Regions from separate parts of the Homo sapiens genome. Here region 1 is linked to region 2. Evidence: read pairs that join two places in POLR2A ChIA-PET (ENCODE). Cell type or tissue: HCT116. All regions are shown on one strand. Links, peaks and the distances in the headings refer to the core of each region. The heading gives the core; the rest is flanking DNA. Region 1 has its middle 23 kb from the start of NACA2. Region 2 has its middle 43 kb from the start of TBX4.

Region 1 (12,001 bases), core at 4,175-9,174, 74 kb after region 2:
TTCTCCCAGCCTCAAGTGAGCCTTTCTACCTCAGCCTCCTGAGTAGCTGGGACCACAGGCACATGCCACCATGCCCAGCTGATGATTTACTTTTTGTAAAAATGGGGTCTCCCTATGTTGTCCAGGCTGTTCTTGAACTTCTGGGGTCAAATGATCCTCCTGCCTCGGCTTCCCAAAGTGCTGAGATTACAGTTGTGAGCTACCATCCCCAGCCAATAAACCCGCTTTGATTAAGGCAAATATAGTTTCAGACACAAGCGATGTAAGTGGGAAGGTTTTCGTGACAAAATTCACCTCTAGTGAGGACACACAGACAATATTTGTTTGTTTGTTTGTTTGTTTGTTTTGAGACGGAGTCTTGCTCTGTCACCCAGGCTGGAGTGCTGTGGCACAATCTCGGCTCACTGCAACTTCCACCTCCCAGGTTCAAGGGATTCTCCTGCCTCAGCCTCCTGAGTAGCTGGGATTACAGGTGCCCACCACCACGCCTGGCTAATTTTTGTGTTTTTAGTAGAGACAGGGTTTCATCACGTTGGCCAGGCTGGTCTCGAACTCTTGACGTCACGATCCGCCCGCCTCGGCCTCCCAAAGTGCTGGGATTACAGGCATGAGCCACTGTGCCTGGCCACAATATGTATGGTAATATTTGAGAGGCAGCATAGCATCATGGTTAGGTTTGTAGAAAAATTGTGCAGAGTCCCGAATACCACTTGCCTCAGGTGCACAAAGTTTCTCCTATTATTAACATTTTGCACCCAGTGTGATACATTGTTACAACTGATGAATCAATATTGACCAATTATTATCAAAATTCATAGTTTGCATTAGGGCTCACTCTTTCTGTTGTACAATTCTCTGGGTTTTGACAAATGCGTAGTGTCATGCATTTACCATTACAGTATCACACACAATAGATTAACTGCCCTAAACATCCTCTGTGTTCCATCTGTGAACCCCTTCCTCCTTCCAGCGAAACCAATGATCTTTTTACCATCTTACAGTTTTGCCTTCCCAGATGTGATATAGTTAGAATCATACAGCTGGCTGAATCATACATTCAGCTGGCTTTTTTCACTTAGCAATACGCATTTAAGATACCTCCAAGTCTTTTGGTGGCTTGATAGCTCTTTTTTTTTCTTTTTTAACAGAGTTTGTTTTTTACAGTAGTTTTAGTTTCACCGTAAGATTGAGTGGAAGATACGTATATCTCCTGGTTCTTTTTCAGTAATTGCTGAATAATATTCCTCTGTATGGATGTACCAGTTTATCCATTCACCCTTTGAAAGTCTTGCTTACTTTCAATTTTTGGCACTTATGAATAATGCTGCTATAAACATTCAGAGCATTGTTGCGTGCACATGCAAAATACTTAGAAGAATACTTGTGCTATAGCAGTACTATGAGCCATTACCTTATTTTAAAGATGAAAAAAGGCCGAGCATGGTGGCTCATGCCTGTAATCCCAGCACTTTGGGAGGCCAAGGCGGGTGGATCACCTGAGGTCAGGAGTTCAAAACCAGCCTGGCCAACATGGTAAAACCCCATCTCTACTAAAATACAAAAATTAGCTGGGCATGGTGGTGGGTGCCTGTAATCCTAGCTACTCAGGAGGCTGAGGCAGGAGGAGAATTGCTTGAACCCGGGAGGCAGAGGTTGCAGTGAGCCAAGATTGCATCACTGCACTCTAGCCCGGGTGACAGAGTGAGACTCCATCTAAAAAGAAAGAAAGAAAAAAAAGATTTAAAAAACAGTTTCAAAGATTTGCCCAATGGCACTCTGCTAAAAAGTAGTAAAGTTGTAAACAGGAAAATATACCTACTGAACTATATATGTTTACTTAAAAAGACCTACCAATACATGCATTCTGTTCAGCTCCACTGATGATACAAAAATGAAGATATGTCCTCTATATATACATGCATAATCTCAATATAATATGCTGAATAGAGAGTTTTTTTGGAGACAGAGTCTCACTCTTGTTGCCCAGGCTGGAGTGCAATGGCACGATCTCGGCTCACTGCAACCTCCGCCCTCCCAGATTCAAGTGATTCTCCTGCCTCAGCCTCCTGAGTAGCTGGGATTACAGGTGCCCGCCACCACGCCCGGCTGATTTTTTGTATTTTTAGTAGAGACGGGGTTTCATCATGTTGGCCAGGCTGGTCTCCAACTCCTGACCTCAAGTGATCCACCCGCCTTGGCCTCCCAAAGGGCTGGGATTACAGGTGTGAGCCACCACGCCTGGTGGGACTTTTAACTTCAACCTAGAACCTCTAGAGAAAATGATGCCTGAATTGGTCCTAAAGAATGAGGAAGAATTATCCAGGCAAAGATGGGAAGGGCCATGCTGGCAGAGGGAACACAATGAGGAAAAAAGACATCAAAGGTATGAAACAGCATGTTGTGTGTATGTAACAGTCTTTTTTAAAAAAATCCAATATTGCTAGAGCATCAAATTCTATAGCAGAAGGAGAGATGCAGAAGATAAGATTGAGCAAGACATGGGGGGTGGGAGGGGAAGACCTCTTACATGCATATTAAAGAGCTTGGACTTTATTCAGTTGGTAATGAAAAGCCACCAAGACTTTTGAGCAGGAAGTGTTAGGCAGATTGTTTCCGGGGCAGTGTGGATAACAGAGGTAAGAGAAGGCAAGGTTAGAGACGGGCAGGATGCCCAGCTGGGAAGCAAACTAGAATGGACGTTTGAATTAGCATTAGTAGTAGGGATGGTGAGGTTTGCCCTTAGGCTATGTCTATAGGGCACTGACAAAACCTGGTGAAAAGTGAAACTGTTAAAAACAGTTTGCATGGTATTCCATGGTGCATATGTGCAGCATGTCCTTCGCAGGGACATACGTGAAGCTGGAAGCCATCATTCTCAGCAAACTAACACAGAAACAGAAAACCAAACACCACATGTTCTCACTCATAAGTGAGAGTTGAACAATAAGAGTACATGGACACAGGGAGGGGAACAACACACACCAAGTCCTGTCAGGCAGTGGGGGGAAAGGGGAGGGAGAGCATCAAGACAAATACCTAAGGCATGCAAGGCTTAAAACCTAGATGACGGGTCAACAGGTGCAGCAAACCACCATGGCACATGTATATGTATGTAACAAACCTGCACTTTTTGCACATGTGTCCCAGAACTTAAAGTAAAATAAAAAAAATATATATATATACAGTTTGCAATGATAATACACAGTAATATATCACCAATTTAATAGTTTTTTTAAAAAAATAACTTTTTCAATTGTAGACAATTTACCTGGCTATAATTTTGACATCAAAAACATGTATAATCCTAATACTATATTAATAGATGCAAATATTAAATCAACTGTAAGCTCCTTGAAGGCAGTACCTTTTCTTATATTTATGTAACACAGTACATGGCCCAGTCTTGAGTATGTAATAGGCATACTATAAAAACTTGTTGAGTAGTGAAGCTTAATTATTATGTTAATATCTTATAAGAAGACATTTATGCAGCCAAAAAACACATGAAAAAATGCTCATCATCACTGGCCATCAGAGAAATGCAAATCAAAACCACAATGAGATACCATCTCACACCAGTTAGAATGGCAATCATTAAAAAGTCAGGAAACAGCAGGTGCTGGAGAGGATGTGGAGAAATAGGAACACTCTTACACTGTTGGTGGGACTGTAAACTAGTTCAACCATTGTGGAAGTCGGTGTGGCGATTCCTCAGGGATCTAGAACTAGAAATACCATTTGACCCAGCCATCCCATTACTGGGTATATACCCAAAGGATTATAAATCATGCTGCTGTAAAGACACATGCACACATATGTTTATTGCGGCACTATTCACAATAGCAAAGACTTGGAACCAACCCAAATGTCCAACAATGATAGACTGGATTAAGAAAATGTAGCATATATACACCATGGAATACTATGCAGCCATAAAAAAGGATGAGTTCATGTCCTTTGTAGGTACGTGGATGAAGCTGGAAACCATCATTCTCAGCAGACTATTGCAAGGACAAAAAACCAAACACCACATGTTCTCACTCATAGGTGGGAATTGAACAATGAGAACACATGGACACAGGAAGGGGAACATCACACACCGGGGACTGTTGTGGGGTGGGAGGAGGCGGGAGGGATAGCATTAGGAGATATGCCTAATGTTAAATGACGAGTTAATGGGTGCAGCACACCAACATGGCACATGTATACATATGTAACAAACCTGCACGTTGTGCACATGTACCCTAAAACTTAAAGTATAATAATAATAAAATTAAAAAAAATTTAAACAGTTATATGTTAAATAAATTACAAATAAAAGTGAAATTGGGAACATTTACAAAAAAAAGAAAAAGTATAATTTTGACTATAATAAAGCTTAATCTTAGTGTATGATATAGCTAACAGATGTTAGTAAATTTATCTAAACAGGAGAAATTCTAAAAGCAAAACAATTATTCTCACAGTGGCAAATAATTACTTTCCAAATTACTTTTATGGAATTTTTTTAAAAAACAAAAACTAATAAAGATGTCAAGAAATTTCCAGAAACTGAAGCTATACCTTTAAGAAAAGTTGCTGCAACATATCTGGGAAAGAAAACCTTTTCAGAGACATGATCAAAGGATTACCGTGTTCAGTATAAAAAGCAACAGGCACACCTGCTGAAATACTAGTTTTCTATTAATGTTTACAAGGTATTAGACTCTTTAGTATTTTTCTTACAGCTCTTCTATAGGATGAGAAGTCGACAAAAAGTTATCTCTTTGTGCCTTTTGAAAATTCTACATCTGTCTAGAGGCTGAAACTTCTTTTGCGTCTTTCTTTTGTTCTGTTGTACACACTGGTGAATTTTTATTTAAGTGACTCACTATTGATGTGACTTGTGAAAAGTTCAGCATAGTTGGCAATTAAATGAAGGCATTTTAGAAAACATTACAACTTTTGTGTTAATGGGTGTAACCCAAAAGATGGGTCTAGTGAATATTCTCTTTTATGTATTATGACTCCACCACATTAAAACCAGAGGATAAATAAACACTAAAAACACTTTTAAGTACAAGGTATTATCAAGCAAAAATCATTGATCTTGTACCTAACATGCTAACAATGATCAAACAATATCACTTATGAGTAAGAGTACAGAATGAGCAATACTGCATTCTACATAAATTGTAAATCGCTTGAGCTCATTCAAAAAATATTTTCAATTTGCCTTGAACTTCTTTTCACTGGAAACAATTACCACTAGGAACTATTTTGTCTATGCAAACTAAAAATGAAAATGAAGTGAAAACAAGCTGAAAAGTTCCTTAACAAACATCTGTTTTTCTATAGATCTGATAGGTTGGATATTTTGAAACATTTTAAAGCTAAAGGGAATTTCAAACACCCTAGATTAACATTGAAATTGACTTCTCTACCTGGTTTTTAAAAGTGTTGATCTCTGAGACAAGAAGCCACATGCTAATTAAACCAGGTTTCATTTCAATTAGAAGTTCAAAGAAGAAACACATTTTGGAAGGTATTACAAAGTTACGGTTACTAATCTACCTGAGAACTATCTTTAAGAGGTAACTTTGTTTTCTTTTAAGTGTTTCATGTGCATTTTTGTTACTCAAAAGCAAACCTATACCTGAGATGTCTTTAAAAAAAAAAAAAAAAGACAGGGTCTGGCTCTGTTGTCCAGGCTGGAGTGCAGGGCGCCATCACCGCTCACTGCAGCCTTAAACTCCTGGGCTCAAGCCATCCTCCCGCCCCAGCCTCCCAAGTAGCTGGGACTACAAGCACATGCCACCATACCCCGTTAATTTTTTTTTTTTTTTTGGTAGAGATGGGGGTCTCACTATGTTGCCCAGGCTGGTCTCAAACTCCTAGGCTCAACCAATCTTCCTGTTTGGGACTCCCAAAGAGCTAGGAAGACAGGGCTGAGCCACTGTGCCAGGCCTTTAGATGTCTTGATCTGTTGGTGGGAAGCGTTCCTCACCAACCTCCACCTATCTCCGTTTTTTTTACTTCCAGACTCAATACCCACGACAAAAAAATGCCAAAAAGAGATATTACAAATGTGCAAGTCATTACTACAACCACTGAAAATAGAATGTTTCTACAGGTTCAGCTTTAGCTCATGTATCTCCTCTGTGTTTACCTAACCAACCACACCTATGTGGACATAGTGATTCACAGGGAAAAATAATAACCTGTATTTAAGCATAAAGATCAACAACAGAAATACCACCCAGGGAAATACTGTTATGAGTGAGGTCATGAGGTGCATTTAGCCTGAAAGATGCATAAACGAATTGCTAACCTAATGGCTCAGGTGCCAGAGAATACTAATTGGAGCCAGACCTCAAGTCAATCTTTGAGGCCTTGTAATTGACAACGTCGAGCACTAAAAGTAGGAACGTAGGAAAGGAGAGGATCAGGGACATGCGTCACGCTCGAGGCCAGAACAAATGTCCAGTCTGCATCAAAAGAGAGGTTGCCTTTGTGAAGTCCACAGGTTATGAAAAGTAGCTATACTTGGGGGGTGAATGGGGGTACCTGAAGCATATATAAAACTGTCAAACACCTACGCTTCCCCTTGATAAAATTAGTTTCTTAAGCAAATATTGTTGAAGGCTAAGGACTGGTCTGAGAATACAACTGTTGTAAGTTCTGACCTAATGATACTAAATATCTACAGATTTAGTGTGTACATACTAAATATGTTTATGATCCTGCCAATACTTTTTAATGCTTTGTGTCTTATAGCTTAAATTCTATAATCCCGGTTGTAACAGAAAAACATGCAGAAGGCATTATGACTATGTCACATATGACCTTGATTATTAGAATTTTCAACTGCTCAAATAATTAAACAGGGCTGTACTGGAGATGGCAGGACAATCAAGGGAGGGAGATCAAGTTATGAGACATTTGTGAAAGTCTTTTGATGGCTTACAATTACATAACAATTTTACAATATATTTAAAATATTGAAGAAAGAAAGCAAAATACAGTGAGATAGGTATGATGTCTTTTATAGAATTTGTTTGTTTGTTTGTTTGAGACAGGGTCTTGCTCTGTCACCCAGTCTGGAATGCAGTGGTGCAATCACGGCCCACTGCATCCTCGACTTCCTGGGCTCCAGTGATCCTCCTACCTCAGCCTCCTGAGTAGCCAGGATCACAGGAACGAGCCACCACACCCGGCTAATTTTTGTATTTTTTGTGAAGACGGAATTTCACTATGTTGCCCAGGCTGGTCTCAAACTCCTAACCTCAGGTGATCAGCCTGCCTTGGTCTCCCAAAGTGCTGGAATTACAGGCATGAGCCACTGCACTCAGCCAAAAATTTTAAAATTATGTAAAGCAATATTACATATTGTTTATAAATTCAAATATGTTATAAATATATAAAAATAAACGGGACAGATTCATACACACCAAATTTGCTGAAGCCAGTATACCAAAATGTTAACATCTGTAAAATCCACTCATTGGTTGATTGACATTTGAATTGTTTCCATCTTTTGGCTGTTATGAATAATGCTGCTATGAAGTTTTGTGTACAATTTTTTGTTTGATTACATATTTTCAATTCTCTTGGGTAGGTACTTAGGAGCGGAATTGCTGGATCACATGGAAATTCTAGAACTTTCTGAGGAACTGCCAAACTGCTTTCCCCAGCAGCTGCACCATTTTATATTCCCAGAAGCAATACACAAGGGTTCCAACTTCTCCACACCCTCACTAGCCCTTGTATTTTCTGTTTTTTAAAAATTATACCCATCCCAGTGGGTGTGAAGTGGTACCTCCTTGTGGTTTTGCTTTGCATTTCCATAGTAACAAGTGATGCTGAGTATTTTTCATGTGCTTATTGGCTACTGCCTATTCAAGTCCTTTGCCTATTTTTTAATTGGGTTTGTTGTTGTTGTTGCTGCAAGGTAAGATTTTTTAAAATATATATTCTGAATACTAGATCCTTATCAGATAAATGATTTGCGAATATTTCCTTTCATTCTTTAGGTTGCCTTTTCACTTTTTTTCTTTTTTTTCTTTCTTTTTTTCTCTCTCTCTTTTTTTCTTTTTTTTTTTTTTTTGTTGTTGTTGCTTTGTGTGTGAGAGACAAGGTCTTGCTCTGTTGCTCAGGCTGGAATGCAGTGGTGTGATCATGGCTCACTGCAGCCTCAACCTACCTGGCTCAAGTGATCCTCCCGCCTCAGCCTCCCAAGTAGCTAGAACTGCAGGCACGTGTTACCATGACACCCAGCTAATTTATTTCTTGTTTTTTGTAGAAATGGGGGCTCCCTATGTTGCCCAGGCTATGGCCTCCCAAAGTGTTGGGATTACAAGCATATGCCACCGTGCCCAGCCTTTTCACTTTCTTAATACTGTCCTTTGATGTACAAAGTTTTTTAACTTCGATAAAGTCCAATTTATCTATTTTTTGTTTGTTTGTTGCTTGTGCTTTTGGTATCATATCTAAGAATCCATTGCTAAATCCAAGGTAATAAAGATTGACACCTAAGTTTTCTTCTAAGAGTTTTATAGTTTTAGATCCTACAATTAGGTCTTTGATCGATTTTGAGTTTGTTTCAATATATGGTGTGAGGTAGGGACCCAACTTCTCCGGCATATGGATATCCAGTTGTCGCAGCACCATTTATTGCAAAGATTATTCTTTCCCCATTGGAATGGTCTTGGCACCTTTTTCAAAAGTCCATTGACTATAGACACATGGGCTTATTTCTGTACTGTCAATTTTATTACATTGAGCTATAATCCTCATGCCACCATGAATAAGGATGTACACACTCTGTACAACAAATTGTAAATGCTTTCATAGTGATACTGGGTCATTACTGTTAGTATCAATTGTATTGTGCAGTAACAATGCCACCTCAAGGTCTACCAAAATAAATGGGTTATTTAACTTCAAAGCAAATAATCCCAAACTGGTATTTTTGATTATTTATGTTTTATGTGGCTATCCTTCTCTTGCTAAGAGTTGTATGTTGCCCTACAATCAGCATGCCTGTCATACTTGCAATCTCATTTTTCCCTTCCTAATTCATTATCTTTAATACCTCTGTGAATTCAGATAAGTGGGTTTTATTCATTCAATAAGCACTTTGAGTGTCTACTATTTTGGCTTATGAGGAATTGCAAGTGACTTTCATACGGGATGGTGAGTATGACAGCACTCTCAATTCAACAGGTGTACACATACACAGCTCATTGTAAAACAAAATGATAAATATGCTAATAAAGGTGGGAATCATGTCATGGGAGTATAAAGAAGAGAACATTCATTTAATGCAAAGAGATAGGAGAAGGTTTCATAGAGGATGTGACATTTAAACTAGGCCTTGAAAGATTAATTGAATTTTGTCAGATCCTGTCAGATTAAGAAGGATAGGAAGTACATTTTAGGGAAACAGAACATACCATATTCAGGCAACAGTAAGTAGTCCAGTGTCACTACAGTCATGGTAAAAGGTAGTGGGATGAACAGGCGCTGTGGCTCAGCCTATAATCCCAGTACTTTGGGAGGCCTAGGCGGGTGGATTGCTTGAGCTCAGGAGTTCCAGATCAGCCTGGCCAACATGGTGAAACCCTGTCTCTACTAAAATTACAAAAATTAGCCGGGCCTGGTGGCACACACCTGTAATCCCAGCTACTCGGGAAGCTGAGGCAGGAGAATCGCTTGAACCTGGGAGGCAGAGGTTGCAATGAGCCAAGATCACACCACTGCACTCCAGCCTGGGTGACAGAGCAAGACTTGGTCTCAAAAAATAAAAAAAATAAAAATAAAAAGGAGAGAAACAGACAGATGAGCGCAGGGTTAAGAGAACAGCCATGAACACAGTACTATGCTAAGAAGTTTGAGCTTTATTATGAAGGCAACTGGAAGGCAGTAAAGATTTTTGTTTGGAAAATGATGTGATTAGTTCTATTTTAGGAAAAAACTGAACTGGTAGTGGTGAGACTGAGGACAGAGGGAGTTGAAAGGTTAATTCTTTTTTTCTTTTTTTGAGACAGGGTCTCTCTCTGTCACCCAGGCTGGAGTGCAGTGGTGTGATCACAGATCACTGCAGCCTCAACTTCCCAGGCTCCAGCAATCCTCCCACTGCAATCCTCCCACCTCAGCCTCCCAAGTAGCTGGGATCACAGGCACGCACCACCACGCCTGGCTCATTTTTGTGTTTTTTGTAGAGACGGCGTTTCTACAATGTTGGCCAGGCTGGTCTCGAACTCCTGGGTTCAAGCGATCTGCCTGCCTGGGCCTTCCAAAGTGCTGGGATTATAGACATGAGCCACGCATCCAGCTGGGAGGTTGATTTTTAATCAATATGTGAGATGATGAGGACTTGGCAATGGGAATAGTTTTGTGATTTATAAAAGTAAACCACCGGAGTTAGAGTTTGAGGCACTTTCTGATGGGTAAAGTGCATAAGAAAGTCACAGTACACAGATTTTGAGATGCTCCTCTTGGGGGTCCTATAAGGAAAGAAACCATTAAAAGAGCGCGGGCTTTAGAGTCACCAGGGTCTCAACCCTGACCCTGCCGTTTCTTAGTTGCTTAACTATGAGCAAGTTCCTTAGCATTGTAAAGACATATCATAGAACAGGTACATTGCAACTTCTGCCTCCTAACTTCTTGCAATTCTCCTCCCTCATCCTCCCAAGTAGCTGGCATTACAGGTGTGCGCCACCATCCCCCAGCTAATTTTTGTATTTTTAGTAGAGATGGGTTTTCACCATGTTGGCCAGGCTGATCTCGAACTCCGGACCTCAAGTGATCCACCTGTTTCAGCCTTGCAAAGTGCTGGGATTTCAGGTGTAAGCTACTGCACCCGGCCAAGGTACATTAATATTAACATCACAGGGTTAATGGGAATCAGTGACTGAGATGATATGAATAGTATTCAATAAATGTTAGTTTTTGTATTTTTTCCCCTCCCAGATTCTTCACTATACTTTTGGTGGTTGAGGGTGCCGTATAATTGACCTTGAGATTTAGCATTATTATAACAGTTTTTAGGTTAATTAAGGGGTTGATGAGAATGGTGACTCTGATGCTTCCCTTTGAACTTGACACAATTCTTTTCTAAATTGTGCACTTTAGTGTGGCAGCTGGTTGACACTTAAGGTGCATGCCATGCTGTTTTTGGTTTCTGCTGCCCCTCTGTTTGGAATGCCCTTCCTCCATCCCTTCCAATAGGCCAGGTTAGCTCACCAGGCTCAACTGAAGCCTCATCTCCTTCAGGATGCTTCTTTTCTCCTCTACCCCAGGTAAGGTCTGCCTTCTCTGGGTCCCCGTGTTGTTGTATAATACAATGCACTAAATGCAGTGACAGAGTGCCCCATATTTCAATGACCTGTGTGTGTGCTGGGTTCCCCTTGTGGATGACAAAGGATCAAGAACTGTGTATTATAGATGATCTTGGTGTTTCCTCCATTCCTATCCTGGGCCTGGTACATACAAAACACTCGATAAGTATCTGTTGAATAAAGAAACAAACAAATTTTAAAAATCACCCACCACCCATTTCAAGTGCTTACAAGTCACATCCACTTTCGGTCTTGAAGCTCTCCTGCCCTACTTACTAGCCTGTCTTTCTCCTCAGAGAAGAAGCTGGCATGGCTCTGAAGGAACTGATCTTATGAAAACTCTTGCGTTTCAGCCTGGCTCTACCATCATGAGCTGTGAGATCTTGGGCAAGTCACTGATTCTCTTTGCCCTTGCTTCCTCAGATGCAAAGTGAGAATAATTATGGATGTGTAGCAAGAGTTAAATGAAATAGGACATAAAAGAGTCTTACATAGTATCTGTCACATAATGAGCTTTCATCATTTATTGATACGTATCATTTTCATTATAAATTTAAGTTAGAATATAGCTGGAAATGAAAACATTCTCCTGAAAAATTTGGATCCGTCATGCAATTAACTCAGATTATTTCAATCATCCAGGGAACTCTGTTAAATTGCTTTTATTTCTACTGTTATCC
Region 2 (12,001 bases), core at 3,922-8,921:
CAGACATGATTTAGAAGAAACTGCTTATGATGATTCCCTCATATATCTCTGTTTCGTTTAACTTATTACAATGGGCACGTATTATTTCTGCAATTAAAAGATTTAATTAAATTAAAAAAAAACTTGTGATTGTAGAAGTACCCAAAGAAAAGAAAAAGAAGAAAGGCTAAAAGAAACTGTGCCCAGTGCTAACGGCAGTAACGTCAGGAAGTGCTGGATCTGCTGAATCGCTGCCCGGGTGGACAAAGGTTGACTTCTGGGCCTCCTCCCCGTGTTTGTTTTCCTCCCCTCCCTGGCTGTCCGCCTCAGACACCCTGCTCCTGCCCAGGCCTGCAATGCTGCTGTTGTTCAGGCTGGGGCTTTAGCATTTTCCACTCCTCCCTAGGTCCTCTCCCTGGGTGACGGCATCTGTTCCCACGGCTTCTCTCACCAACATATGCCAACGAACCTCAAGTCCGATCTCATTTCGGTCTCCTGATACCATCTTCTGGACATCTCTGCCAGAAAGAGATGTTAAGTCCTCCAATTCAGACTGGAACCCAGACTCTCCCTCCAGGCCTCCCTCACATCCTCCGTTTTGGTAATGGCACCACCAGCCAGCATCCAGTTGCTCAAGTCAGAAGCCTGGGCTTCAGCGCCAACTCCCTCCTCTCCCTACCTGCCCACCCCAAATGCTCACCAAACTGCAGATTCTACCTCCTAAAGATTTTCTACATCTCTACACGTTTCCTCTCTTCCAGCAGGCCTGGCAGTGTTTGCTATAACGGCAAATTCCTGGGTCTGGGCAGGCCAAGATGTCAGCTGTGTAAGGCTATGGAGCTTGGGGCTGCTGTGAACGGTCCTCCTGGGCCCTAAGCTGTCATTCACGGAGTGATGGTTTTCTGACATGTGGAGCCAGGAAACTGCCCAAGCAGCAGATGCGAGGCCACTCAATGAGAAGACTGCTGCCTTCATTGGCGACCTTGCTTTCAGCTCTGCGTGGCCTGAATCTTGTACTCTGGCTGCCACCTTGCGCGTGGTGAGGAAGCAGGGCACTGCTACAGGCCATCCCCCAGGGTCACAGGCTGCTGGAGAGGCCTGTTGCTTCCTAGGGGCAGGTGGGCCTGGGAGTACTGGATCAGGGTTTTCCAGCATCTGACCCCCAAGCCCTGACGCCTCTTTCTCCTTCAAAGGTTCCAAATGGTCTCTTCCTTCAAACCCTTCCATGGGAGGCCACTCAGTCTATGCCAAGATGGGACTGGCCTTCCCTCTCTCTCAAGAAGGGAAAAAAGCCTGAAACAAACCAAACTAAGGCCAAGAAGCCCCCAAATATGGCTCCTTGTGTAAAGCCTCTAGCACAGGGCCTGGCACAGGGCACGCTTTTGGGAAACAACAGTGCCCCTGCATCCTTCATCCCTTCACAGCCTGACCTCTCTCCCTCTCTCCAAGCCTAGCAGGTACCTGCACGGGCCATCAGACAGCAGAGGAGGAGCCACTCGTCAGCCTGCCTGAAGATAAGCTATTGAGCAAGACAAGTGTCTCAGCATGTGCTAATATAAACCTCCGGCATCGGGTGTAAGGAATTGTGAGACTCCTCCAGATATAACTGAGTGAATCATCTGTGGCATTTAGAGAGCACTGCTCTAATGGGAAGGTGGAAAGTGTACTCCTATTTTATGACTGAGCACATTGAGGCTCCTCTGAGACCCTTCCCAGATGTCATGCTTTCCTCTTTTAGAAACACCCTCAACAGGAGAAATGCTCATCCCAGCAAGAGCCACCAGAGACCCCCTGGTTCTGAGAATGTAAGGCAGCTTTGTGTGCCTCCTCCTTTTCCAGGCCAGGCAGGACAGTCCCAAGTAGGGCTCTTTGGAATTGGGAGCTGATCGAAAACGGGGAGGCCAATGGCCAGAGGGTCTTTGGAGGCTTGGTTGGTGAGTTCTGTAGAGGATCCTCCAGCATCAGGTTTGACAAAGTCTGAGCCAGGTTTTATTTATTTATTTATTTATTTATTTATTTATTTATTTATTTATGTTTAAACAAGTTCTCGCTCAGCCACCCACACTGGAGTGCAGTGGCACCATCTTGGCCCACTGCAACCTCCACCTCCCAGGTTCAGATGATTCTCATTCTTGTGCCTTAGCCTCCTGAGTAGCTGGGGTTACAGGCATGCTCCACCACCCCCAGCTAGTTTTTGTATTTTTAGTAGAGACGGGGTTTCACCATGTTGGCCAGGCTGGTCTTGAACTCCTGACCTCAGGTGATACGCCCGCCTCGGCCTCCCAAAGTGCTAGTATTATAGGTGTGAGCCACTGCGCCCGTGGGCCAGTTATCCTTTACGCCTCCTGGCTACCTGCAGCCTTAAGAGTTGATGACTTGGCCGGGCGCAAGATGACTTCTACCAAGGCGGGCGGATCACCTGAGGTGAGTAGTTCAAGACCAGTCTGGCCAACATGGTGAAACCCCATCTCTGCTAAAATACAAAAATTATCTGGGCATGGTGGCGGGTGTCTGTAATCCCAGCTACTTGGGAGGCTGAGGCAGGAGAATCACTTGAATCCAGTAGACGGTGGTTGCAGTGAGCCACAATTAGGCCACTGCACTCCAGCCTGGGTGGCTGAATGAGACTCCATCTCATAAAAAAATAAAAGAGTTGATGACTTAAGACCTACCTTGCTGCTGCTTCTTTTCTAGCCTTCTACCAAGAATAGGTGCTGAATTTTCCACTCTGATCTCCCCTTTTCCCCTCAGGGGTAAATGCTATCTCACTGAAGTAGATGTCTCAGCATCCGTGAGTTAGTGGCACCAACTCTGCCTCTTAAGCCAGAAATCCTGGGTTCGATACTTGGCTCTGTCACTTTCTGGTTTGTGCCTGTAAGTATAGCCATTCCTTCTGTGCCTGTCAATGCAATGGAGATAATATTGGAAATAACATCTGCTTCTTGTGATCATGGAGATTAAAATAACATATGTGAGAGGGCTTGGCACATTCTCTGTCCCTGATGTTCCGATACTAAACAGGAACTCAACAAATGCTGGTTCCCACCCTCCTTCCTTCCCCTCTTATGGAAGGGCATTGCTTTAGATTTCAGATTCAGAAAAGGAGGGTTGAATCTGAACTGAGTTTTAGGTTTCCCATCTATAAAATGAGAAAAGAAAAAGACATTTACACTGAGTTTGTTAGTAATCAGCCATCAGCCATTGGACTTGGCACTCTACTATATTAGGATTATTATATCTAATCCTCCCCACAACTTGGTAGGAGAGGCATTATCACCACTGCCTCACAGAGGAGGAAACTGAGGCTCAAGGAGGTGAAGAAACTTGCTCGAGGTTATGGGCTAAGGGTCAGAACTGGCTTCAAACCCAAGTCTCTCCAACCCAAAGCTTTCGCTTTTTTCTCTAAGATGCCACTACTGCTGCCATTATCACCACTACCACTGCGTGTTCTGTGCTGGTCTTGCCTTCTTCCCTTGTCCTCTGAGGCCACTGGACCCAATCGATGTGTATTTTTAGTGACTTTGAGTTTATTAACAAAAAGGAAACAAACATGTTGTAAAATAAGTTTATGACTTGAAGCATGCAAAATGGCAGAGGGTTACCCTTTTAGAGGATGATAATTTATAGTCACCTCCACCAACTCCAACCACCCATCCCCACTGGACCATGAACTTGGGTTGTCTTTTGCCCTCCACTTCACAGAGAAGGGGCTGATCAAAGGAGGGGCTGTCATTGCACTAGCTCTCGCCCTCCCCCTGTGGGTGAGTCAGCTCTGCCCAAGCTGGTAGAGTCAGGAAATAGTTCAGGTACCTCGAAAACAACTGTTTAAAGTGTCTGGGGGAAAATAAAGTGTTTTGGGGATGTCCCCAAGCCCCACTTGGCTTGGATAGCAAAGCTAGGGTGTCCTTTCCTTGCCTTTCCAACTCTTGGTCAAAATATGCTTCCTTGGGATGACTTAGAAGAGACTTGTTTGGGAATCACTTTTCTTTAACTTCCAGAATTCCTAACTAGGGTGCCTGAAGCAAGAGCTGGGTCTGGGAAATGACGCAGCTCCATGAGGAATGATGGAAACTATGCGAGCTGCTTTTAATAGCATCAAATATGGCACAGCACAGTCCTCCTTCTCCCTAGCCCCCACGTGCTGGTAGCCTGGCCCACATGCTCTGTGGCCCAGACTGAAAAGCCAGTGGTTGTCTCTTCAGGGCGGCTGTGGACCTGAATGTATGCGGGACACAACGTAGGAGGTTCAGGCATTAATCTCCAGTCTGTCCCATGAAAGACCCAAATGTAATTTTCTGGCCCAAGAAAATGAACCTTTGGCTTCTTTTTCTATCAGTGTAGAGGAGAGCACGGAGCTTGGGACTCAGCATGAGAAGATGTGGTCCTAGTCGCATCTGTCACATGCTGGCCGTGTCTCCCCTCTCTCTGAGCCTCCTTTTCTTCCGCACAGCTCCTCACAACGCTTGCAGCGCTAAAGGATGATGATTCCCAAATCATGTTTGCAATCACGAATTTCTCAGCCATGGCAGGGCTCTGTCTCAATCTATAGCAGACCTCTCTGGAGCAAAGTTAGGGACGGAGGAGGTAGAACTTCTTTCTCTATTTATCTTACATTTTAAACTTATTCTAATACTTTTCAAATATCGAATGTCTATATTTGTATAGTAGTACATATGTATAATTTGTAAATCAATTTGTAAATAAGATATTGGTAGCTTGTGCTTTAAGGTTTCTTTGTTTGTTTGAGATGGAGTCTTGCTCTGTTGCCCAGGCTGGAGTGCAGTGGCACCATCTCGGCTCACTGCAACCTCTGCCTCCCAGGTTCCAGCGAGTCTCATGCCTTAGCCTCCTGGGTAGCTGGGACTACAGATGCACACCACCACGCCCAGCGAATTTTTAAATTTTTAGTAGAGATGGGGTTTCACCATGTTGGCCAGGCTGGTCTGGAACTCCTGGCCTCACATGATCCACCTGCCTCGGCCTCCCAAAGTCCTGGGATTACAGGTGTGAGCTACTTCGTCCAGCCTTAAGGCTTTTTGCTGAAGGGAGGTGAGATTTAAAAATGTATGGAGACCACAGGGGGATGGGGAAGTCAACATGAGGCTCTGCTCACAGGCTGGGACCTCTGCCATTCCTGTCATGCCCTGGGCTCTCCACCGTCCTCCCAGAGGTGGATCACCAGAGCTCTGGGTGGAGAGGCCAGGCCCAGGAGTGGAAAGAGAAGAGGCCTGGAGCTTCACTCCTCATTAGATGCCTGCCTAATCTCTGTGAGCCTGTCTCTCCACGTTAATTAGGGGCAATAAAATACTCCTTATCTTTCAAGGTTATAGAAAAGATTAAATGAGACGATAGAGATGAAACGTGTGCTCAGTTCAAGTTGTTCCCCTTCCCCCCACATAATTTGCCTGTCTGCACGGGACTCATTTTAGATGTCTAAAAGAGTGAGATTTTTCTTTTCTGGGAAATTCTGTTTATTGACTTTATTGCGTCTCCTGTCTCACAGTTAAGCCTCCTTTACCAGACGCCAAAGTCCAGATCTACGTGCGGTTAGGTGCACAAGGCCAGCGGCAGGAGAGTGACGCTGGGGAATTCCTGCCTGGTCCTCCCAGCCCTCTGAGCGCCCCCCACTGCCAGGGGTTTGGGGCTCATCCAGGACACAGGACAGCATTCAAGGACACTTAGAAAAGAATGTGCCTCCAGCAGGTCAGCCAGCCATCCTCACTAGTGCCCCCAGGAAGGGATGGCTTGAGCTTTGCTGCCTCCTTCCAAGTCTGTTGCCACACTCGGTGACACTGGGATACATCTATTGTCAAAAGAAAGTCCCAGCTTTGTTGCTGTGTTTTTGGAGGCCTTGGGCAAGTCCCTCTATCTTTTTTGGCTTCAACATCCTCTGTTATAAAAAGGGATGAGTAATATCTGTGTTGCCAACCTCCTGGCCTTGGTCCACAGGCCAAATGAGATGCTTCTGAATGAAAATACGTAGTAAGAAGTGAAAAGGATTGCGATGAGTAAGCTTCTTGTTGGTCCAATCAGTGCCAGTCCATGCTCATTTCTTCTCGAAAAGACCCACTGATTTTTATAGGGTAAGGAGGGGGAATGATTGGCAAGGCACTGACCAATCCCATTAGCTCTGAGAGGGGGATGATTTAGCATCACCTGCCTTATCAATCTCCCTGCCCCGCCTGCATCCTCGGCTTTTGGGGAGGTCAATTTCCGGCACACACAGAAAAGCCTGTGGCTGTGGCCGGGAACAATTGGCCACAGTGCTCCTCTCGTGTTGATCCTTTCATTTCCTCCTGCCGGGGACAGCGGTTCTAAGTTTCGCGCTACTCTTTTGGACTAATCGTTTACAACAGGCCTGAGCACTCAGCCCCTCTCTCACTTTTGCTGTCCAGCTACTGCTCTGTATGGCAAGGTCGCTAATTGGGACGTGATCCTGGCCAAATGGCAAGAGAGATTCAAGGAACCGGTTCCCTGGACCTCAAATATCCTGCCCCCAACTTTACAGCTCAGGCGGCCACGGAGGAAGCGTGAGTCATACTTGAGAGGTGAGGCCGCGGCTTAGGAAAGGCTTCGGCAATGACATTTTTCACGCTTTTAATAAACCCCTGTATTATTAGAACTTGCCAAAGCTGAATTTAATGAAAGTCTTAGGCCCTAAGGCCTGAATTTTTCTTTTGTATCGCAAAATGAAACCAACTGGTTCAATTCAAATTAACCCCAGAAAATGTGAGGGCTTTATATTTCTTTCTTTCCCCCCGCCTTTCTTCTCTCTCTCTTTCTCTGCTCTCTCATTTTGAAATTTTGCTGTGATTACAATCTCTTGGAAGAAAAGGAAATGTACAGGAGGAAGAAGAAATCAAACATGAGAAATATATTCAGATAGTTACAACTTTCTCTATGGGACTCCTTAAGCAGAGTTACCCATCACTGATACAAGTTCATATGAGAATTTTTTAAAGGAAGAGAATGAAAAGGCAAAAAATAAAGAGGTCCTCTCAAATTGTACCAGAGACACAATAGGATTTAACATTCAATTTTATGAAAGCTCCTTCAATTAGACCTGCTAAGCATCAGTCTTGTGCAATACTGGTGCCCCCCAAACAAACAAACAACCATTTCAGAAATAATAAAATGACACGTTCTTTATTTTTCAGATTTCTGAGGCTTAGCCCTTGGAAACTACCCTGGGGGGGCGATATTAGGGGTGGTAAAGTAATGTGCCACTGGGCACCTGGCCTTCAACTATTCAGAAGCTACGGTGGCAGGAAATAGCTCAGCGGCAGCTTCCGTGTTTGCAGGAGCTAATGAAAAGACATCTTTTTTCCCCCTCACAGCTACGTTCATAAACAAATGTTCACTATCCAACCTTCACTCCCATTTGGCACATAGTTCCCAATAGAGCAGGCCTTCAAATGCCTCCTTGTCCTTTATGGAGCAGAAAGGTACAAGGGCTCAGCCTTCAAGGCCTTCCCCGCGGGCCTTCCTGAAGGCAGGTCAGTCAGCCTCAGGGGGCACACGACCCCCACTGGAGCTACTGGACTAGAAAGTTACCCAAGATGTGGGGAGGGAAACGACTGTAGATACCCTGCCTTCAGCATCTAGAGGCAGGCAGTCGAAGGGGGCTGGGAAAAAACCCAGGCCCAGAGCTGCCTTTGTCTTGGCTGATTCCTCCTTTTGGGAATCAGGCTCAGCTCCGATTCCTGCAGGGAAGTCCCTGCTTGGCATCAAGGCTGGCCTCAGGCATAAGATCCTAATTATTTGAATGGTATTTGTTTTCATAGCTCTTTTTTTTTTAAAAAATGTGTCCAGGTCGATGGCATTTTAATGCCTTATTAAACAGGGGTTTTACAGCAGTCTGTCTGTTCAGTCTCTGGGCCCATGCCTGCACTTTGTGTGCAGGGATTTTATCTTTCCTGCTGGCCGAAAATATTTTCCGAATTCCCTATAAAAGTTTTCGAGATTTCCTAAGACAAATAGAGCTCCACCAGCTCTAAAATGACCTTGATGCCGTCGGAATTATATTCAGACACAGGCTTTCTCCCCTGTTTACACAAAGAACTGAACCTCACTTGTACTCATGAACTGCCGTTATGAGGACACCAAATTTGCTCCACAAATGTGCTGGTGCATAAAAACACAACTGTACCTGGGATGGCTCACCAGAGTCCCATACTTTACTGGTTTCTTCCATCCTCTCAGATGGCCGCCTTGGCTTTGAAGGCAGCATCAATAAAGCCTGTCCTGGATGCAGTTTCCATAAGAGTGGGCAGCAGCTCCCAGCTGAGGGAGCAGCCAGGCCTGTAGTGGGAACATGGCTGTCGTGAAGACCACAGAACCCACCCCTTTTGTTTACTTGCAAGTGTTTAAACCTTTGTGAAAATGAAGTCTTTTCAGAAAGAAGCTGGATTTAGAAAATATTACCATAAGCCACAAGTCAGGCTACTTAGTGTTATGGAAAAAACCTAGAACAGACATGGGTTCAAATCTCCTTTCTGACATGCTGTAGGGTGTGATCTTGGGCAAAATAAAAATAAAAAATAGTACCAGGTTCTTTATTTTAAAAAATGGGGAAAATTATATATGTATATGTCTCAGGGTAGTTGTGAGAATCGATATGAAGTAACGTGGCTGGGCGCGGTGGCTCATGCCTGTAATCCCGGCACTTTGAAAGGCCGAGGCAGGTGGATCACCTGAGATCAGGAGTTCGAGACCAGCCTGGCCAACGTGGTGAAACCCCATCTCTACTAAAAATACAAAAATTAGCTGGGCTTGGTGGTGGGCACCTGTAATCCCAGCTACTTGGGAGGCTGAGGCAGGAGAATCACTTGAACCTGGGAGACGGAAGCTGCAGTGAGCCGAGATTGTGCCGCTGCACTCCAGCCTGGGCAACAGAGTGAGACTCCGTCTCAAAAAAAAAAGAAAAAGAAAAAGAAAAAGAAAAAGAAATGAAGTAACGTATATAAAGCACAGAGGGCAATGACTGGCAAGAGTAATTGTAAATAGTAGCTACTATCTCCATTTCCTGAGGGTCCTTAGGACTCAGATGAGCAGAAGCACAGCCACTGTGTGTCCTGAGGCTTTGATAAAGATTCTGGAGGTGGGAGGGGAAAGGAGGTCTCAGAGACTGAGTGTCAACTCTGGGCCAGATACAGTGGTAGGCGGTGAAACTAGAATTTAAATTCCAATCTGACTCCAAGATCTGCAAGGGCTGGTTCCACTATGCAGATTGGGGAAAGTGTTGAAATTAAACATGGGGAATTATGTCAGCTGCCTGCAACACAGCCTAAGCCTGAACCAGGCCAGATGGGGCTCATTTTGTGTAGGTAGCATTAAAAAAAAAACCCTCCAATAGTAACTGTGTAGCCACCAGGAAGCTCCCTCTGAATTTCTATTTTGCTAGGTCATTTTTCAGCATTACCCTTTTGGTGGTATTTCACTAAAAATGCCACATTTAGTATTTAAGACAGACAGACAAATACCCTGGGAAGGAGTTTGTAGGGATGTCCAGCCCATTCAGAACATTCCTGCTTATTCCATGTCTGCTGGTGTTAAGCACGTCACAACCAAAGATGGAGGGTTGTCTGATGGCCGCAGTACAAAAGGACAATTAACCAGGGGTCATGTTTATGCTTCTATGGTTAGAACCAGTCATTTATTTAACTAAGACTTTCCACTTTCATGGAATCAATGAATACTCTGAATTTCAAGGACAATTGTATGTTTCATTCCTTGAAACTCTATTTGATTCTTTTTCAAGTCAGCTTAGTCTTAAAAATTATTGCTTTTTCTGATGTTCACAATCTCTTCTTTTTTGTATTTAATTATCTTAAACAATTTTAAAATAATCTCTAGATGATAATTCTGTTATCTGAGGTTCTTGTGGGGAGGGGTGACTAATCTAACTGCCATTTATTGGGTCTACTGATATTTCACAACAGATATTTATCTTTTATTGTTTTATAATTTTATGAGAATTCATCCTAAGCTAGGCTTTATCTCCTGTCAGATTCCTTCAGAAAAGTTTTGCTTGCTTTTGAAGACTAACCTTTTATGTTGATTTTTAGTTCGGAGATTTTTAGACTATGCAGGAAGTATAAATTCAGACGCCAAAGCCAACAGAGGACAAAATTTCTTTGTCTTATGCTGAGCGAGAGGGTTTTTTTTATTTTGATTTTTTATTTTTATTTGAGACAGTCTCACACTGTTGCCCAGGCTCAAGTGCAGTGGCACCATCTCGGCTCACTGCAATCTCTGCCTCCTGGGTTCAAGCAATTCTCGTACCTCAGCCTCCCAAGTAGCTGGAACTAGAGGCTCACACCACCACACCCAGCTAAGTTTTGTATTTTTAGTAGAGACAGGGTTTCACCACATGTCACCCACGCTGGTCTTGAACTCCTGACCTCAAGTGACCCACCTGCCCTGGCCTCCCAAAGTGCTGGGATTATAGGCGTGAGCCACTGCTCCTGGCTGGCGTGGGAGTTTTGGGGGGTTTCAGCTATTCATAAGTCTCAGTATCGACTCCTTTAATTTCTTTTCCCCACATGTCAGTTAAGACTCAAGCTCCTGGCTGTTTTGAAGAATAAAACTGGAGGGGTCTTATACTACAAGAGGACTTATCATAAAGCCATAGCAGTTAAGGCTGGTGCAAAGGTAGATGAATGGGCCACTGAACAGAACAGAAAGTCCAGAAACAGATGCACACACATATGATACCTGAATTAGGAAAAGGGTGGCATTGCAGTGGAAAAGGATGGTGCTGGGCCAATTGGATATCCCTATGGAACAAAATGAAATTTGAGTCCTGACTCATACCATACACAAAAATAACTTTCAGATTGTTTGTGATCTATATATGAACTGAAAACAATAAAATATTTAAAAGAAAACATAAGATAATATCTCCATGACCTTAGGCTAAGCAGAGATTTCTTAAAGAGGACACAAAAAACACTGTCATAATTGAAAACTGACAGATTGGTCTATATTGAAATAAAAATGTATGTGTATCAAAAGATCCACTAAGATAACAAAAAAAAAAAACAAGCACAGAATAGAAGATATTGAAGACTCAAATCCAGAACGTATTTTTAAAAACTTCTGTAAATCAGTAAGAAAAATGCAGACAACCCAATAGAAAAATGGGCAAAAGACTTGTAAGGGCTGTTTGCAAAAGAGAATACTCAACTTGCCAAGAAACATATGAAAAGGTGCTCAACTTCAATAGCCATCAGGAAATTGCAAAGTATGACTGCAATACTGCTATACTCCCACCAGAATAGCTAATAAAAGAAGGTAATACTGAGTGTTAGTGGAACTTTCATCCACAGCTGGTGGGAATGTAAATCGGTACAACCACTTTGGAAAATTGTTTGTTAGTATCTACTAAACTGTCAGGATCCTATAACTATGTTTAGTAGGAACATAGCCTATGACCAAGCAACTTCCCTCTTAGTTATATCCAAAAGAAATGCACACACATTCTTTACAAAAGGCATGTATAGCATACTAACAGTGCATTATTCATTATAATACAAAAGTGGGAACAACCCAAATGTTCATCTGCAGTAGAAAGAATAAATAAATTGCGGAATTCATACAGCAGTGGGAATGAATCAGTTACAACTAAATGCAAAAGCATAGCTAAATCTTACAAACATCATGTTATGCGAAAGAAGCCAGGCTTAAATGAGTACACACCTCATGTTTTCATTATACAAACTCCAAACAGGTAGAACTCCTTCAATGTTGTTAGAAGTTAGAATAGAGATTTCCTTGGAGGGATGAGTAGTGACTGAATAGGTTACAAGGGGGAGCCTCTGGAGTGGCGGTAAAAGACTGTTTCTTGGTATGGGTACTGGTTACATGGTTGTGTTCACTTTGTGAAAATACATCCAGGTGTACAACTTTAACTTGAGAAAATTTTTGAATGCCTGTTACACTTAAAAAAACTTTACTCAAAATAAGTTTATTTTTAAAAGATAATCTTCTGGGTGATGTGGCTCACCCCTGTAAACCCAGC

What was found. ChIA-PET counts read pairs that join two places held together with the same protein. Peaks named below come from ENCODE experiments on the same cell type or tissue, not always from the same donor. Only the 100,000 strongest peaks of a DNase experiment are listed, where the experiment ranks them.
Region 1: POLR2A ChIA-PET joins it to region 2 with 10 read pairs; 2 of 35 experiments call an interaction of 5 or more read pairs at or near these places.

What each region holds. Positions count from the first base shown.
Region 1 is chr17:61,562,584-61,574,584 of GRCh38, forward strand. No RefSeq gene overlaps it. Among named protein-coding and RNA genes, the nearest start is that of NACA2, 23 kb to the right of the region's middle. In HCT116, for the core only: no CTCF peak of the experiment used is centred there; DNase peaks (open chromatin) are centred at 4,938, 6,288, 6,866 and 7,848; H3K4me3 peaks cover 1,291 bases; H3K27ac peaks cover 4,761 bases.
Region 2 is chr17:61,489,244-61,501,244 of GRCh38, forward strand. No RefSeq gene overlaps it. Among named protein-coding and RNA genes, the nearest start is that of TBX4, 43 kb to the left of the region's middle. In HCT116, for the core only: no CTCF peak of the experiment used is centred there; DNase peaks (open chromatin) are centred at 6,178 and 6,458; H3K4me3 peaks cover 2,211 bases; H3K27ac peaks cover 4,644 bases.